Linked DNA regions of Homo sapiens: region 1 is linked to region 2. A link is an interaction called in ENCODE POLR2A ChIA-PET data of the cell type or tissue named here. Cell type or tissue: PC-9. All regions are shown on one strand.

Region 1 (2,500 bases), 400 kb after region 2:
CAATGGAATACTACTCAGGAATAAAAAGTAATGGGCTACCCACACATGCAATAAGGACAAGTCTCAAAAACATAACACTGATCAAAAAAAAGAAGGGTATCCAGTACACTATATGATTCCACTTAGATGACGTTTCAGAAAAGGCCAATCTAATCATCTAGTGATAGACAGTATATCAGTGATCTCCTGAGGCTCCAGGCTTAGGGGTGGATGAGCGCATGAGAACTGATTAAGAAAAGTAACAAAGGCAGTGGCTCACGCCTGTAATCCTAGCACTTTGGGAGGCTGAGGCGGGCGGATCACAAGGTCAGGAGATCGAGACCATCCTGGCTAACACGGTGAAACTCCACCTCTACCAAAAAAAGACAAAAAATTAGCCGGGCGTGGTGGCAGGTGCCTGTAGTCCCAGCTACTGAGGGAGACTGAGGCAGCAGAATGGCATGAACCTCGGAAGCGGAGTTTGCAGTGAGCCTAGATCGCGCCACTGCACTCCAGCCTGGGCAACAGAGCGAGACTCCATCTCAAAAAAAAGAAAGGTAACAAAGGAATCTTTCGGAATACTGGAAATGTTCTGTGTCTTGATTGTAAAGGTAGTTACATGTAAAACATTTATCAAACTGTACACTAAAATGGGTGCATTTTCTTGAATATAAATCATAACTAAATAAAGTTGATTTTTTAAAAAAGCAAACAGCAACAAACCTATGCAACATTAAACAATACTAAGGCCCAGGAGACTCCATATTCACTAACGTCCAAATAACACCAATATCTCCACTTCTAAAGAGAGTGAATGCTTGAATCTGTATCTAGTGCAAATTCACAGAAGTGACTACTCTATGGTGGGTAAACATATTGCAGCATCTGCTACAGACAGAGTGCAATTAAGATCAGAAACCCATGTTATACTGTGTCTCGCCACTTTATTTATTGATTGGAGGCAGCGTCTTGCTTTGTTGCCCAGGCTGGAGTGCAATGACGTGATCATAGATCACTGTAACCTTGAACTCCTGGGCTCAAGCAATCCTCCCACCTCAGACTCCCAAAGTGCTGGGTTTACAGGTGTGGGCCACATCACTTTAGAGCGGTTCCACCCCTGTTACTTGTCTTATCTGCTAAATTTACCCAGCTAACAAGATTCAGTGTTGAATTCAAAATATTTCTTATGATCTCCATGTATGTTTTGGAGCTTCTTTTCCCAAGAAACACCAAATAATTGATCTTAACCCATAAAGGTTTTCTATCTCAGAGACACATTTGCCTCATTGCAAATAATAAGATTAGTTGTGCTTCAGTCATAACATCGTAAGTTGCTAGGCAGCCAGAAGTGAGTTAATCAGAAAATGAATCATCAAAGACATGGTACGCAATCTCCTTTTATGGGTGTCTCATTCTTAAAACACTTTCAAGGAAGCAGAAGCAAATATTTGTCTACTCGTATGGAATTTATATGACGCAATCCAATTCTTACTATTGGTATTTGACACGCAAAATACTCACACGCAATTTCATGTTCGCTTGGTGTCTTCACTCACAGGACAAAGCCAGATGGCACAGCAAATCTTTATAATCAAAAGATGGCACTCCTGGGCCGGGCGCAGTGGCTAATGCCTGTAATCCCGGCACTTTGGGAGGCTGAGGTGGGTGGATCACCTGAGGTCAGGAGTTTGAGACCAGCCTGGCCAACATGGTGAAACCCCATCTCTACTAAAAAATACAAAAATTAGCCAGGCGTGGTGATGGACACCTGTAGTCCCAGCTACGTGGGAGGCTGAGGCAAGAGAATCGCTTGAACTCCGGAGGTGGAGGGTGCAGTGAGCAGAGATCGCGCCACTGCACTCCAGCATGGGGGACAGGGCAAGACTCTGTATGGAAAAAAAAAAAAATGGCGCTCCTGAAATAGGACTATTTTTTTTTCCTGACTTCATCTAAGGCAGGGATTGATCATCTGACAACCCTTGGGGTGGGCGTTTATTCAGCGTGCCAGTACCAAGCAAAGCAAGGCTCCATGCAGGTTTGCGAAATGCCTGTCTGGGTGTCTGCGTGTGTGCACCTCCTCACCAGCCTGGTCCCTTATGCGGCAGCTTCTGTCTAGCCACACTGGTCCCCTGTGGTCTAACCAACCCCTGCCTGACCTGTCCAGGTTCCACGCTGCACGGCACTGCACCCTGGCATGAGTTCCCAAAACTGCTGCTTCCTGCTTCCCACCCTGTGTTCTGCCACTAGCCCCAAGCACCGGCACACAAAAGCGAACGGCTCTGAAGGGCTTCCACCTTCCAGTGGCTTACTTTGCTGAAACCAGTCCATTTTCACAAACATCCAGGCTGACCGTCACTTAGGGACACCCTCGGGCCAAAATGAATCTGGAGATGTGGTTTATTTAGCCCACATTTTGAACCAGCTGCAACACTTAAAAATTGAGATATTTCATATCAAATTTCCTGCCTCTTTTGAAGCAGCAGCAACTCTTTCCACACAGCAGTAATGGGCTACAGCCAAG
Region 2 (2,500 bases):
ATGCCTCGAGGGGCTGGCTTCAGGACATTGTCCTGTGGGTTGGTAGGCGTCCTTAATTGTGGGGCTTTTGTTTTGCTGAGAGGAGGCTGCAAGTTTGAGGCAAAAAATGAATTCTCTGGAGGTAAAGAAGCCGCTGAGGCTGCTCCCCGCTGGCCCTTTCTTCCTGCTGGGCCTTTCCTTTATTTATTTAGAGTACTCAGCCTTTCCTCTAGGTAAATATTGAAAGAATATATAAAAACCAATAGTTTAAACAGTGTCAAATTATTATCCTGTCTCCACCTGGCCCTGGGCATGGCTGCGGTGTGTATTGTGCTAGGTTCTGACTCTCTTTGGTTGAGCAGGAGGCGGCCCTAGCGCCACAGGTGGAGATGGCTGCCCACCTGCTGTGAAGGCACTTCCGGTGTCCGCCATCTTGGGAGCAGCTCAGACCGGAAACCACAGGCTGGAGAACGCAACTGGGAATGGAAAGCAGGAGTGGCTCTTTGTGTTGCTTTGGGCTGAATTAGGAGAAGGGTAGATGTTTGGAGGTGGTGTTGGCTGCAGGGAAGAAGGAGTTAGAATGGGATGAAAATTTTTGGCCCAGAGAAGGGGAGCAGTGGTTGTTGGCTGAGGCATTTATTGAAGGATTCCCATGGAGAAGATACATATGGTTGGGGGCAGAGTCCCTGTTGAGAGGGAGTGCTGCCAGTTCCATACAGAAATTCCTTCTCCCTGACAACCGCAGATGTCTTAGCAGCATTGCTTTTATTTTTTATTTATTTATTTATTTTTGAGACTGGGTCTCACTCTGTCACAGGCTGGAGTGCAGTGGCGCAATCTCTGCTCATTGCAACCTCCGCCTCCCGGCTTCAAGTGATTCTAATGCGTCAGCCTCCCGAGTAGCTGGGACTACAGGCACACGCCACCACACCCAGCTAATTTTTGTATTTTTAGTAGAGATGGGGTTTCACTGTGCTGACCAGGCTAGTCTCGAACTCCTGACCTCGTAATCCGCCCACCTCAGCCTCCCAAAGTACTGGGATTACAGACGTGAGCCACCCGCGCCTGGCCCAGCAGCATTGCTTTTAGACTGACAGCTTAGAAACCAAAAGTCTGTTTACTGGCCACCTACACAACCTGTCAATCCCTAAACAACCTGAAGGTTTAGTGCCCTACCATAGACACCCTGTAACCCATTAAGAGGTCCAGCCTTTGCTACAGCAAATGGTGTAAACTCCCACGGCCCAGTTATGTCCAGGGCTCAGTTGGGTTTTTGGCCTCTTTATCCTCAAATGGGGAAAGCATAGCTCTGGGCCAGTCAAGCGCTGAGCTGATCCAAGACATTCTTCCACCCGCCAGACTGGAAATACCGGAAAAGCGGTGGCAGCTGCCCTCAGAGGCAGTGTCAGTATTTTCTTTCCTTTTGGCCAGTTCCGTTTTGACTAGAAACTGGAATCATAATTATAATGCTACATGTTTACAGATTTTAAGTAATTGATCCCTTGGAGTCCTCTTTTGGGGGAAAAGCATTCTACCCACCTCATACATCAGGAAAACAAGAGGCCATATGGTTTGGCTGGGCTGGGTGGTCTCTGGTGTCAGTAGGAGAGTGGAGACTGCGGCTTCAACAGTTCTTGACTTCTTGGCTTGTGTCCAGATCTCTGGGCCTTGCAGCCCCTAGAAAGGTGACACATGAGAAACCGAAGTGGACCAGACCATAAACTCTCAGGAGCAGTTACCTCTAGAGAGGAGGGCAGGCCTCGTGGCCCTGCCTGTGCCTGTTTCTCTTGGAGGGACAGGTTGGAGAGGAGGAAAACCCCTTACTACAGGAGTGTTTCACCTACCTTTAATTACCAGTTAAAACAAAACATTCTGTAATGAAAATTCCCCTTGAAAGAAACTCCAAGTTGCTGTGAAGGTTTCATCTTTCCCTTTTGAATCCCAAGGTCTGCAGCCATGTAATCCAATGTTGGTCTGGAAAAATATCTGGCTACAGAAAAACCCACATGGGGTGTTGGGGACGCCAGTAAAGGGCAGGAGGTTGGATCTTGTACAGTAGCCCTTAGCAAAATCCTTCAGGTCAAGCCCTGGTCTACTTATTAAGAACCCTCTTAACCCTTTTAATAAGAGGTAGATATGTTTTCTTCTGATTCTACCTTCTCTATTGCCAGCAATGTTTGTCCTCAATAAATTAATGTGAGTTGGTGGTGGATGTAGAAAAGGGGAGAAGGGAAACCTAGTTCTCCGATGGTCATGGCTATTTCAAGATAAGGGAAGTGGCAGAAACACGGAGGGAGGCAGGCCGGGGAGCCTCCAACCCCAACAGGTGAAGACACACATAGAGGCATGCAAGTCAGCAAACAAATTCAGGCTGGGTTCCCAGAGGGAAATGTTTGTGTTTTTTTCTAAGTGAGCAGGTGTAGTTAAGCACACCCTTTTCACGGTGCGTTGAAGCAGATTTCCAGCCCTGTTTGGAAGCACAACGTTGCCATCTCAATGGGTTGTCCTTCTGAACCCATAA

What was found. ChIA-PET counts read pairs that join two places held together with the same protein. Peaks named below come from ENCODE experiments on the same cell type or tissue, not always from the same donor. Only the 100,000 strongest peaks of a DNase experiment are listed, where the experiment ranks them.
Region 1: POLR2A ChIA-PET joins it to region 2 with 6 read pairs; 2 of 35 experiments call an interaction of 5 or more read pairs at or near these places.

What each region holds. Positions count from the first base shown.
Region 1 is chr21:36,908,674-36,911,173 of GRCh38, forward strand. The region is part of intron 5 of HLCS (holocarboxylase synthetase); the gene reads right to left. Among named protein-coding and RNA genes, the nearest start is that of HLCS-AS1, 57 kb to the right of the region's middle. RefSeq lists an enhancer at 866-2,065. In PC-9, no CTCF peak of the experiment used is centred here; a DNase peak (open chromatin) is centred at 1,428; H3K27ac peaks cover 1,918 bases.
Region 2 is chr21:36,508,845-36,511,344 of GRCh38, forward strand. It overlaps a transcript of CLDN14 not described here. Among named protein-coding and RNA genes, the nearest start is that of CLDN14, 30 kb to the left of the region's middle. In PC-9, no CTCF peak of the experiment used is centred here; DNase peaks (open chromatin) are centred at 1,337 and 1,667; H3K4me3 peaks cover 791 bases; H3K27ac peaks cover 1,917 bases.